2 separate regions of the Homo sapiens genome follow, and region 1 is linked to region 2. The links are chromatin contacts, found by Hi-C or POLR2A ChIA-PET in ENCODE. All regions are on one chromosome and are shown on one strand. The core of a region is the stretch at or near the end of the contact, and the rest is flanking DNA. Distances in the headings are between cores, read along the strand shown. Region 1 has its middle 41 kb from the start of GDF10. Region 2 has its middle 190 kb from the start of PTPN20.

Evidence for each region. A loop is a pair of places that touch in the nucleus more often than their neighbours do. ChIA-PET counts read pairs that join two places held with the same protein, here RNA polymerase II (POLR2A).
Region 1: a map of aorta shows a loop between it and region 2 (2.5-fold over the local background). The contact joins two enhancer-like sites. A Hi-C loop is called at or near these places in 2 of 168 maps with a recorded cell type or tissue (aorta and kidney). POLR2A ChIA-PET finds 5 or more read pairs at or near these places in 2 of 52 experiments (H1 and activated CD4-positive, alpha-beta T cell).

What each region holds. Positions count from the first base shown.
Region 1 is chr10:47,255,744-47,262,103 of GRCh38, reverse strand. No RefSeq gene overlaps it. Among named protein-coding and RNA genes, the nearest start is that of GDF10, 41 kb to the left of the region's middle. RefSeq lists a silencer at 520-569. Within about 2 kb of position 4,188, at least 4 of the 41 ENCODE cell types and tissues checked have a DNase peak (open chromatin) inside an H3K27ac peak, as active enhancers do.
Region 2 is chr10:47,101,215-47,108,343 of GRCh38, reverse strand. No RefSeq gene overlaps it. Among named protein-coding and RNA genes, the nearest start is that of PTPN20, 190 kb to the right of the region's middle. Within about 2 kb of position 4,148, at least 5 of the 41 ENCODE cell types and tissues checked have a DNase peak (open chromatin) inside an H3K27ac peak, as active enhancers do.

The DNA.
Region 1 (6,360 bases), core at 2,939-5,438, 150 kb before region 2:
CCAGCATGTTGCAGGTATGCCCCTGCAAAGTAAAGATTTCCATGAAAACCCTACTCTTTACAAATCTACAGTCATGTTTTCCTTAATTCTTATATCAAAGGAGGCATCTTTAACCCAGTTTTTAAGACTCAGACATGGAGGTTCTGAGATTGAGTGATATCTGGAATTTCTACAGAATATATTTGGAACCCAAGACACAAAGGTAGACAGAGCAGGAGCCAGGTCCTCCCCCACAGCCTTCTGAGCCCAGGCTGTCTCCTATGGCCAGTGCCTGCTGCTTTGCTTGGGAACAGTTGCTGATGGCATGTTGCTATCTCCCATGGGAACTGAGGTCAGCCTGGACCCTGTTCTACATACATTTGTCTTTTTGTCCTTTTCAAGTAGCACGGAGCTTTAACAGGTTTTGGTTTATTATGTGAGCCAAGTGCTTGGTGGCTTGGCCAGCGGTCCTCTATGCTGATGCCCAGAGAGACAGGATCTCTTTGCACATGGTGGGGGATTTCTAGAGCGAGATGGCTGGGGGGCAGGGTGGGGGTGGGGCGGGAGCGGGGTGCGGAGGCAGGCATTTGAACAGGTCCCCCTTTTGTTGTGATTTGTATTGCTAGTTTCTTTCCACTGGGTCTTGTGGTGTCTCTTGAGAGTGGCCGTGAGCCCAGACAGCCACTCTCTAGTGGAGCTCTGATGGGGGAAATTAGGTTCAGGTGTGTGTGTCAGGTTAGACACAGTGAAGAAGTGAAACCAGAATGCATGAAACAGGGAAAACATTTCACTCACAGGCCTCACAGCAGATGGTTGCACACTAGAGGCCTACAGGAAGTCAGGAGGTGGCAGGCAGCTTACCCAGTGGGTGAGGAAGAGAGAACACTTGTGGGACTCTGCTTTTATTAAGACTCATGGGCATTATCCTTAGGCTTTCCTTTGGGGTTGTGGACTGACTGGTTTAAAGAAAACACTCTTGAAGTGGGGACTTATTTTCCTGACTCTGGCATGACCATTTGGTGTTATTATGGTCAGGTATTGGATTTTGGGTCAGTGGGATGAGGAACAGCCACACGGGGAGAGGAAGTTCTGAGTCTAAAGGCGACTGGGTACAACTGAGTTCCAAACAGCTTATGTCAGGCATAAAAATGGATGCTGAGGCAGCGATTATATTAAACAAATTTATGACAATCTTGTTATTGAAGCTGCTGTTCCTTCTTTTCTACATCCTTCAAACCTTCACTAGAGACTATCTCTGTGAGACCCCAGCTGGGTCAAAGGTGCACAGCGATGGAGTGGCAGATCCCTGCTCTCAGCTACCATAGCATGGCCACAGGATGAGGAGAGAGGCAGACACACTCTGAAATCAGGACACGCGTCAGCAAGCATTGGCTTATCAGCAAACGACAGCAGACAAGAGCTCCTGGGGCTCTGGGGAAATGCTGCTGCCTGCTGGCCAAACGAACTGATGGATGGGCTCTTGGAGTGGGAGAGACTGGGCAGAAGCTGTGTGGGGTGGGTGACTCCCAACCTAAAGAACCCACTGAGACATATGTGGCTTCCCTCTTCCACCTTCATTGCCTCTTTCCGTCTAGATGCTGGCAAGGGGGGACTTGGTGGACAAAGAGAGCTACTATTCATTCAGGAGCTATGTTACACCAGTCACTTTACATGTGCCACTTGCTCTGGGTTAAACTGTGCCTCCCCTCACTCATATGTTGAAGTCCTAACCCTAACTACCTCAGAATGGGACGTTATTTGGAAATAGGGTCATTACAGGTCATTAAGGTAGGCTGATAATCCAATATGACTGGAGTCCTTATAAAAAGGGGAAATTTGGACACAGACAAACATAGAAGGAAAATAACATGTGAAGATAAAGGCAGAGATCCAGGTGAAGCTTCTACAAGCCTAGGAATACTAAACATTGAAATCAACCACCAGAAACTCAGAGAAAATCTTGGAACATATTCTCTCTCACAGCCCTCAGGAGGAACAAAACTTACCAGCACCTTAATCTCAAACTTCCAGCCCCCACAATTGTGCTACAATAAACGTCTGTTGTCTAAGCCACCCAGTTTGTGGTGCTGTCTTACAACAGCCCTGGGAAACAAATCCATTATTTCACTGAATCTGTAGAGCAGCTCCATGAAGAAGATAATATTGTGCCCATTTTATAGAGGAAGAAAACAAGGTTCAGGGAAGTGACTTTCCCAAAGTTATGGTTTGAAACCAAATCTGTCTCACACCCAAGCCCACTACATCCTCGTCTTCCAGCCGGGATTTGCCTTCAGCCTTGGTGTCAGCACTCAAGTGGGGGGCAGGCAGATTAGTCCCTCAGGAAAGCACTTGTTTCTTGGAAGTACAGTCTCCTGTAGGTTCTGAAAGGCAGGCTGATCCACTGGAAACAGGAGCCATGTATCACGTTTCAGAAATCCAGCTCCTAGACAAGCCCCCTCAACCCGTCCCCCTGAGCCCTGCCCAGAAAGCTCCCAGCATGGACAATGTGCATTTAGCTCAGGCCTCCTCCTGACGGAGCTATGCTCCTGCCTCAAAAGCCACCTCAGATGGAAGTCCCCTCTTGGATGACAGAAATGCCCACTGACACAGACATGCAAATGTTCCATTGGAGGTTCCTGAGTTTCACCCAGTCCTGTTATAGGCAGGCATATCTTTTCACCTGCTCTATGAAATGGAATGGAAAGTGGAGCCGAAAGGCAGTTGTATTGACCCTGCCTTTCATTCACTTTGGCTCCATAAATCAAAGAGCAGTCATGCAGTCAGGCCCCCAGTAATATTCCTTCAGGATGTGCCGCAGGCATGGTAGATTGTACTTACTGGGTCAAATAAATACCTTTTCATCTGTCCGTAATATAGGTAGCTATATTACTCTTTGCAGTGTTTCTCCTATTAACTTGATCTAGGCTCTGGAGTGATTTTCCTGAAGCCATGGGATGAAACCAGGCATGTTTCATGCCTCCTCCTGTCCTTCTTCAACTCCCCTAGCAGGAAGGCATAGGGCACAGCCCAAGGTCCAGCCTACACCAAGACTAGCTAGGACCCCCAGCAGGTTCACAAGGATTCAGGACAAACGAGAAACACTGCTACTAATTTACCATGAAAGGTGTATCCCATGGACTCCAATTCCTTTTTACTTTTAGTTTTGCTTAGAAACTGGAAAAGCAAAACATGCTGGTTTTACAATATTGCTTGTTACAGAGGTATATAAAGTCTAACTTGAACGTACCCACCTCCTTGCAATTCAAACAAATTTAAAAGAGAAATTGAATCATACCATATAGAGTGCTTTGCAATCACCTTTTCACTAAGGAATAAACCAGCCGGGCGAGGTGGTGCATACCTGTAATCCCAGAATTTTGGGAGGCCAAGGTGGGAGGATCGCTTGAGCCCAGGAGTTTGAGACCAGCCTGGGTAACATAGCAAGACCCCATCTCTACAAAAATTAGCTTGGCTGGGTGGACATGCCTGTGGTCCCAGCTACTGGGGAGGCTGAGGTGAGAGGATCACTTGAGCCCAGGAGGCAGAGTTTATAGTGAGCCGAGATCATGGCACTGCACTCCAGCCTGGGCACCAGAGTGAGATCCTAACTCAAAAAAAAAAAAAAAAAGAATAAACCAAACCAAGGAGCCTTTTAGATCAGTAAATATAGTTCCATTAAACACTTTTTACTTCCTCCTCAGTTTTCCATATTTTGTTTTGTTCCATATTTTGGTTATTTTGGAAGTAAATATTATCCCCTGTTGATACTATTTAGATTGCCTACACTTTGGGGCTGCTATAAATAAGTCAGCTATTAATATTTTCATGCTTTTGTGCAAGTATTTCTATTAAGATAAATACTGAGAAATAACATTTTTGAGTAGAGAAAACTCTCACCTCGAATGCTGGGAGATACCCTTCAATTCAGCTGAAAATGTCACCTCTTTGCATTGTCCAGTGCTTTGTAAGAGACCCCATTTTCCCACCCAGTCACACCTTGGATATTATGTATCATTTATGTATTTTTGTGCTAACCTAAAGGGAAAAATGGAATTTCATTTTTTCCATCTGAAGATTTGTGAGAATGAGCATCTTATTCTATGTTTACCAGCCTTCCTCTTTCTTCTGTGCTGTGACCCTTAAGAACTTGGCGCTTTCACTTTTCCTATTGAGTTGTTTCAAGTTTTGTGGTTAAATTAGTCAGTCTTCTGCTTTTAAAACAATATTTCTGGTTTCCTGCCTTGCTTACAAAATACTTCCTTTACTCAAGATTGGAAGACTCATTGTCCCAGAGTTCTTGGTTGTAAGCAATAGAAACTTACTTTATTAAACATAGGCAGCAAAGAGACTTAGAAGGATAACGGATGTCTTAGTAAGAGATTGTAGTGTTTAGAAGCAACCCTTGGACAAAAGGCCAGGATAGAGGGATGCCAGAGAGCCAAAAACAAGCCAAATGGTGCCACTGGAGACATTGCCCTGGACGCTTGCTGCCAAGAGGCTGTTCTGATTCTGCTGCTATTGTCTACACTAGACTCTGGGTGCTGGGTGCTGCCATCCTACCATCACCTCCACCACCTGCTCCTCCACCACCACCCCCATAACACCAGCACCTCCCGCCACTTCCCCTCCATCCCCTCCTCTGGCATCTCCACCATCACCATCACCATAACTAGAGTGAATTCTAAAGTATCCCCTGATTCTTTGCAGTATGAGTTTCAGATTCAGAATCCTCAGTGGGAGTCTTTAATTGTTCATACGCAAGCTTTCACTGTCAAGAGTCAAGGAGAAAAATCTAATATTTGTGTTCATTTGGGGGGAATTGGTATCCTAATAATATTAAGTCCTCCCATCTAGGAACATGGTATTGTTACCAAGCGATCAATGGGCTTGGTGTCCAATTCACATAGAGGCCAATGCCATGGCACCAGCTTTTGAGAAAAGAAAAACAGCAATAAAGCTGCTTAATGGGCAAGAAGGCAAGAGAAAACTCTCAAACCTGTCTCCTCGAGCAGGGGTTTGGGTCAGGCTTTATAAGCATAGGGTAATGAGGTGTGATCTGATTGGATCTTGCAATGAGGTGGTGCCAGGAGGCATGATCTTACTGGATCCTGCCATGGGGTGATACCAGAGCTTCCTCTGATTGGATCCTGGCTCCTGCCAGGCAGTGTCTGCTTCTCAGTTCAGTCCCAATTTCTCAGTCCCAGCCCTGAGGTTCCTCCTGTGGCTGTCCATTTGGTTCGCCTGAGCACGCTCAGATTACATCACCTTCAATCTGGGGGCCCATGGTAACCTGAAAACAACTCACAACTTGGTTTCATAAAAGTTGAACCACATAGGTGTGATGAAGTTACAGTAGGTGCTAAAATCTCCCACTGTGATTGTGAGACTGTCAAATTCTAGGTTTTGGAATTTCAACAATGTAGTCACAGTAAGTTTCGTTAATGAGATGCCAGTCTTACTTATTAGTAGGTGATGATGTTTTCTGTCTCATGTTTCTGATTTTCTCTTTATTCTTCATGTTTTAAAATGTTAGATGGTTTTATTTTTTCATTAATCCTAACAAGATATGTGAGTCACTTTAATCTGAAGTTCTTTCTCCTTGTCTTCTTACCCTACGTTCTGACAGATTTCCTTGACTTTATCTTTCAGTTCATTTACTGATGATCACTTTGAAGACAGGAATTGGTGGGTCACACTTATAATGTCTAAGAAGATGTATTGCCAGAAGATTCTTTAATGAATGTATACGTTTCCTGAATTTCTGAGAACAGCAATTAGAGTGCTTTAAAAGTTTTCCTTAGTTCATCGCGTCATCTAGGTGCTTCGTGCCTCTTCCCTCTGCCCTTCCCAGTCTTCACGGCTACATGCTGACTGGCTCTTCTGCCTGGTGCACCCTTGTTTGAGAACTGGGCTGGTTCTTCCAGATGGCTGCTACAGTGGGTTAGTTCCTGCAGTCCTCTTCTCCAGGAGGCTTCTGAGGGCTGAGCTGACTGCTTGGAGCTCTGGGTACCTGGGCTCATCCGCTGGCAGCCCTGCCTAGGGTGTGCAATGGACAGCTGGTCTTGAGGTGGAAGGCATGGCTGCTAAATCAGTAGTTGATGTCAGAAGGCAGGACAGTTCATGTTCACCTGCATCTCCTCCAGCCCCTCCAGCTGACCTGGGCTGTGCCTGGCTGCCAGAGGAAGGCCCCTTTTCCTGTATCCATTTGTTCAGAGGAGCTGACAAATGGCTTCCTCTGAGTTCCCAATTTCTGCTGGGATTTTCCATTCCATCCTCTGGCCTGTGCCAGTAGTAACATTTTACACTTGTCTGACACCTTTTCTCCTCTGAGCTCCAAGCACTTTACAAGCAAGCAGTTGCTATTATTGCCCTCTGAATTCT
Region 2 (7,129 bases), core at 2,899-5,398:
AGAGTAAGGGGAGTCTATAAAACATGCGGGGGGCTCTGGTTTCTGACTCCGCTGTGCATACAAGTGTGAAATAGAACAGTGTTTTGTGCTAGGTGGAGAAAACTGCATGTTCAGTCCATATATCTTGGCTCATAAGTCATTTCTGTAGGATCGCCCAGCCAGCTGCATCTCCAGCCAACAAGGCCTTGCACTCTCATTTCTAAAGCTTGTTTAAATGAAATCCATAGATTCCCAAGTAGTGTCTCTTGTTCCTGCCTTAGACAGGTGTAGTCTGCATCCATTCTGTTAAGCAACTTGGCTGTACTTACGTCATCTCAAGGACCTGTGAGGTGTTATCACTGCCCCATTTCTCAAATAGGGAAATCATGTCCACAGGAGGAGGGACTTCCTTGAGGTTCACAGCTAGTCAAGGATGGAGAGCAGGCCTGTTAACTCAGCTGTGCCCACCTCTGAAGGTGGCTCTGCTCTCCTTCTGCCGATGTTCCAAATGGGACAGGTGTGGTGACACGGGGACCACAGAAGGCCAGGTCTGTCTCCTGAGATGGCTGGTGGGTTAGTCCCAGCCATGCTGAGTGGCTCTGGCTTCAGGGGCAGAGTCATTATGCCCCAGCTTTAGTAAAGGGATGCATCAACCCGTCCCCATCTGATAATTTGATAATACACAGGAAACCAATGTAAAGTCAGAAAGTTGCCAAAACAGCCAATGCTTCTGCATCCTGGGTCTGAATTTACATCTGCCCCAGGAACCTCCCAGGTGGTGACGCATGGCCAGCACCATCTGTTTCCCAGCATTCTCGGCTCCAGGTGTGGCCCATGGGCCAGCAGCCTGAGCAGCGGCTGAAGCTTGTTAGACTGCAGACCCCCAGTCCTGTGCAGAGCTGCTGAATAAAACCCCCAGGGGATTTGTGAGCACTGTGAAGGGTGAGAAGCACTGCCCAGGTGGCACAAAGAAGTAGAATGCCAGCTTTGTCCCCTGAGATACTTCCTGTCTGGGCCTCCCTGGTTGGGCTTCTCCATTGCAGCTGGCTACATGGATTCAAGTTCTAGGAAGGCCAGTGAGACTGCAGAGAAGTTACTCAACTGCGCAGGACACATTTCCTAACCTGTAAATGAGAACAGCAGCAGAGCCTATGCATGCGGATTCTTGGGAGGAATGAATCAGGACAGGGCGTGATGTAGCCAGCACAGTGTGGATGCTCGCTGCCCTTCTGACTGGGACATGTGCTTTGCTGACACATGCAGCTTGGTTAAAGTCACAGCTTACTGACTTGAAAGTCTTTAAAATAATTTTATAATCTCTGCTATGAACTCAATAGGAGTTCATTATAAACATTTCATCCATTTATATTTCCCCCATTGCCAATCCCTTGTGGTAACTGTTATGAACTGACCAGGTTTTACACGAACTCATGTGCCTTCTGGTGCCTGCATGTGTTCATGAAGCTACTCATTCAGGTGCAGATGCTTACAGAGGACTCTACGGTGTGTGAGTTCCTGGAACTCAGAATCAATGAAGAAACTCCCTTTACTCTCATGATCCAATCAATGATAGAGAGTGATGTGGTGTAGGATTAAAGAAGCTCTGGTCTCCCAGGGTATAAAGAAGCTCCTAGCCCAACCCAGTTGGGAGAGAGCTCCCCAGAGGGGGCTATGCTGAGCTGTGGTCTTCCGGAGCTGAAGGGTGTGTTTAACCCCTGGGGACAGAAGCAGGGAACTCCTGGGGGCCATGTCCTTCCTCCACCCCTATTTCTTGTTAAGAGAAACCCAGTCTCATACATTAAGCCGAGAATGGGGATACATTCATTTGTTGGAGAATTTAAAGAACAAGATGTTGTATTTGGACAGAAAGAAATGGCTGTTTTTTGAGTAAGGAAATCTGACACAGGCCACCACATGGATGAACCTTGAGGACATCATGCTTAGTGAAATAAGCTAGTCAGAAAAGGTCAATTCTGCATGATTCCACTTATATGAGGGTCCTAGGGGAGTTAAAATTATAGAGACAGGAAGGCTAATGGTGGTTGCCAGGGCCTGGGGAGAGGCAGGAATGCGAACTGACTGTTTAATGGGTTCAGAGCTTCAGTTTTGCAAGATGAAGAGTTCTGGAGATGGACAGTAGTGAAGGTTGCACAGCAACAAGAATGTACTTAATGCCACTGAATTGTTCACTTAAAATGGTTGAGAAAGTCAATTTTATGTTATGTATATTTTATAATTTAAAAACTGGGAAAAAGAAATGACTGCCTATGATATATTAAAGTGAAAAAAGAGAGAGAAGGGGGAGTAAAAGATGCATGCTCTTATTCTGATCACTCAATTAAGTGAAATAGTATAAATCCTCAATTTAAGGTAAAAATTACTCCTTGGCTTTGTAAAGAGTGTCAGACTCTGAGACAGAGAGAACTAGCTTCCTGTCTTGCTCTTACAGTTACTGGCTCAATGGACTTTATCTTTAGAACATTCAGTCTCTTCATCTATAAAATGCAGCAAAATAATACACAGGTTTTTGAAACCTTTGGTTAGATCTCATTAAACACTCTGTGCAGCCTGGTTCATCCTGCAAACTGCAGAGAAAGAGGTTTATAAACCTAGATGACAGAGCAGGCCGTGGGCATTGCAGAGGAGTTATCTGGAACTCTCAGTGAATCCCACAACTCATAAATAATATTATGACAAAAACTCTTTCAGTCATTCCAAAAATGTGCTGCTATCAGAGGTGTTATTATAATTTTTTTTTAACTTGGATGTCCAAGAGGGGACGGGCAGTTCTTAATGTTATCCTTTAATGCCTTAGACTGGCCAGGATGGTGGGACACCCTTGCTCAGTGTTGGAGGCTACCATGTGACAGTACAGGCTAAGGCTGGCCTGTCCCCATATGGACTTGTGTCTGCTATTAAATGCTGTCCTCAACTTTAACCTTTTTCCTAGATGAGCTTTGTATGAGTTTTCTATTGCTGCATAAGAAAATTACTCCAAGGCATTAGTGGCTTAAAACAATACTTATTTTGCTTATGAATCTGAAAGTCAGACAATGTGGCTTATCTGTGCCTTATGTGGCATACGTTGGGTTGGAGGGTCTACTTCCAGGCTGGCTCGTTCACTTGGCTGGCAAGTGGCCACTGGCTGTGGACCAGGAGTTCAGCTGGGGCTGGGCACTTGGGATCAGTTCTTCCACACGTAGGCCCCTCCACAGGCTGCTGGGGCTTTCTCACAGTGTGGTGGTAGGGCTCCAAAAGTAACTGTCCCCAGAGAACCTAGCAGAAATGCATGACAATATTATGACCCAGCCTAGCCTTGGATGTCACATGGTGTCACTTCCTCCATATTCTATTACTCAAAGCAGTCACCCAGGCCTGGTTCCAGGGGAGAGGTCATAGGTGCCACTTCTAGATGAGGGAAGTGGTAAGATTGTGGAAAGGCACGTGGGACAGAAGATACTGTTAGGGCCATCTTTGAAAAATACAATCTGCCACAAGTTCTGTCCTCAGCTGGGAAGAGTGCCACCCCTGTCTGCAAGTTCCTCAAGTTTCCCTAACTTAACTTTGCTAGGAGGAAGGGCCTGTTTGGCCAAATACCTAATGCCTTCCTCCCCTTCTCAGAGGGATGTGAATAACTTTCCTGCTTTCCCCCAAATCTTATTTCTGCTGAGAATCAGGAGTACAGCTTCCTGTTAGTGTCACTTCACCACCATCTCCATTAAACATCCTTCTCACTTGGTAATCAGTTTTCCAGCTGCAGCACCTCTGAGATCACTCCAGAAATCATGCCCTCTGCTCCCAGTGTGGGGACCTGTGCTAATCTGAGGCGGGTCCTGAAGCAGCGCCTCTTGGACCTGCTTCTCAGACACTCCATCAGAAGCAAGACACAGTGCCTCCCACTCCGGCAGCTCACCCAAATGAAGGGCCCCTCTCCCTTCATCTAGCACTGCCTGGCCCCTGTCAGACCTCAGCCATCACCACTCCCCATGGAGCCAGAGCTGATAGAAGTATCAGTCCATAAGCCATTCAGACATGCAGACAGACACAGGCCTGGGAAACTGGACTTCTCAAGTCAGTGACGAAAGCTCTGGTGAACACAGCTGAGGAGGTGCTGTCATGATTCTCTCCCATCCCCCAGGAGAGGAAACTGAGGCCTAGGGAGGGTTAATGATGTGTTCATGGTTACAGCTGGAACATTTCAACTAAAAATTTTTGAAGTTGTGTCCAGAATGTTTCCTATAACATTCTGACTTTCCAGAAAAAAATGTAATTGCTATATTTCTCATAGTATTTATCTTATGCATCAAAGTGTGATGTAAGAGTAATAAAAAAGGAATGAACTATTGATATATACAGCAACATGAATGAATCTTAATAAAAAGAGTGTACACTCATCCATCCATAGAAAACTCCAGAAAATGCAAACTAGTGAATAGTAACAAAACAGATCAATGTTTGCCTGAGGATGGGGGCATAAGGGTGGGAGAAAAGGATTATATACGGGTGCAAGGAAACTAGGAAATGATGGATGTCTTTGTTATCTTGATGTGGTGGTGATTTCATATGTGTCACAATGTTAAAAATTGTGCATTTTAAATGAGCAGTTTATTGTATGTCTACTATACCTCAAAAAAGCTATTAAACATGAATAAAAATTATTATGTGAAACAGAGCTAAAGTTATTTTACAGCCATGAAGAAATCAGGATTCCTTTCTATAAATATGTTTGAATAATTTTAATCTGGTGAAGATTTGTACTAATTTCTTAGAGAAAGGAAAAACACAAATAAATGATGAAAATGTAAATAAATAGTTTTTGCTAAAAGGAGAAATTCATATGCCAGGAGCTTGGCTGTCTCTTAATCAAAAAAAAAAAAGACATATGTCATTGTGATTTTGCCCTAAATTAAATTGAAAATGTCATTTTGTTTCATCATCAAGACTATCATCCAAGGGAGATGTTTTTGCTATTGTGATTTTGCAGATTGAAAAACCGAGTCTCAGAAAGTTCTAGGACATCTCCGTGGCAAAGATGGGATTGGACCAAGGTCTCTGTGCCTGGTTCTAAAACTCACTCTTTCATCCATAGCACACCAACTCTTTTCAAATAAAGAGAAAGAGGGAAGGAACAGAATGGATGGAGATATGGGGGCCCTTTTCTTCCAGGTGCCCCAGGAAGGGAATTTTGGAGTCCACTGAAATACCATCCTGGGAAATGGAGACGCAGAGGGGTTGCACCATCCTTGTCTTCCACAGTGACTCTCCTACAAACACCTCTCCTCTCCTTCCCCTCTTTGGCTCCAGAAGGAGCCCTCCTCAGTTGGCCTGAATGCAGCCTTCTGGTGGGAGTGATGAAAGGCTGTGACATGCTCTCTCCTCCTTCCTCCTTATTTTGATGGCAAGAATAGAGAGGAACATTAGAGCTAAAGGATGTCTTCTTACTGCAAGGCCCCTTTGATTCTGGAGGAGCCAAAATGTACCCCAAAGACAAGAAACTGACCATCCCAAAGGTGTTTGGTCTGGAGAGGCAGGAATTTCAGCAGGGAGATTTTAGGTAGACATTAGCAATGCAGGGCCAGTGGATGGAAGCCAGGCAGCAACTTAGGGCTGATCTCTATAGGGATGAGGAGGCCACAGGTGTCCACAGTGACATGAGTGTGAGCTGCACGCTGCCATTAAGTCTTCCCCAGGGCAGAGAGAGTCTCAGGCATCTCTGCACAGTGACTTTGCCTGTTCTTTAGAGTCTTTGTCTGTTCTTAAGAGTCTTTGTTTCAGGTTCGATGGCCGAGAGGTGGAAGTCTTTCTAGACCCTCCTGCCAACCGGAAAGGGTTCAGAAGTGGGGCTGGGTACAGGAGGAGCAGAACCTTCAGAGACAGCACCCAAGGAACCAGGTTGGCCTCTAAAGAGCACCCCCAAACGCTCTTCCTCACAGCTTTACACGCCTGAGCTGTGACATTCTGCTGAAAAGAAAGGGATGTGGTGTGATTAAAATATATTTGTGAAAGGTTGGATTAAACAATATTAAGCAAGCTTCCTTACATCATATACACCCATGAGAGGGATGTGATGCACAGCACTGGAGTGGCTACTGTAATGCTCCCACCACCACCACCTTTATCACCATCAGGACCAAAAGCTCCAAGCTACTGAGGGAGCTACTGGCAGTCAGCCCCCTGTGCTGGCCATCACAGAATGGTTTCAGCTAAAAGACTACCTTGAGAGTCACCTTGGCCCTCACTCAACCTCTTCCGGGAAACTCATGTCCAGTGATTGGCCAATGCAGGGTATGAAGTCCTGTCTCCTCACCTCGCCTGCCAATGCTGTGGGGCTATCCAGCTTTAGAGCTCTCTGGGGAATCAGCAAGGCCGCTGTTGCAACTGCATGAAGCCACATTTCTCCCTCTGCTTCTGTTCCTTTCACAGTTGCTGATCTGAGAGCATCCCCAGGAGATCTCCTGTCTTGAATCTTGGTATCAGATTTTCCTTCCAGGGAGCCCAGCCTGCAGCCATCCTGATACCCAATTTGGAGAGTGTTCTAATATTTGACTGTGAGGTGATTTGGGCTGATGTTTCTAGATAAATATTGCTAATTACATGAGAAAGTTACTTCCCATCCCATGTTCTTGTAGTAGGAGCTAAAACTGAATTTTAGCAAAAACCTTTTGGCAGCTAGCAAGATGGTCATGGGCCTCCCTTTCCTGCAACCTGCTGCTGTGAGAGTATGAAAGGGATATGGCATAGCCTTCCTTTCCTTTGCCCAGAGAGTTGTTCTTTGCAATAGAAGAAACAATGTCCTTAGTTCAAGTGGATGGTGGGGAGTTGTCTCAGCAGAAGATGGAGAAGGTCCCCATTGGCAGCAACTGCCAGTTGCTCCCACTTCCCATTCCCTGGGCCTGAGTTCAGCCTCCAGCAGAATCCCCGCCCGGGCTTCTGACCATTGAGAGGAGATGTGGCCCACCAACACGCTGGAGCGAGGCACTGTTTTGAGAGGCAGCTTTCAGGTTCTACAGAATGTCAAAACTTACCCTCACAAAATGACTGGGACCCAAGGCAGCTGCCTGACCAGCCTGGCCTCTGAATCCCTGCTCTTCACTGTATGGGCCGCAGGGAACCCCTGAGAGCCTGCCCTGTGACCATGGAAATGTATCTT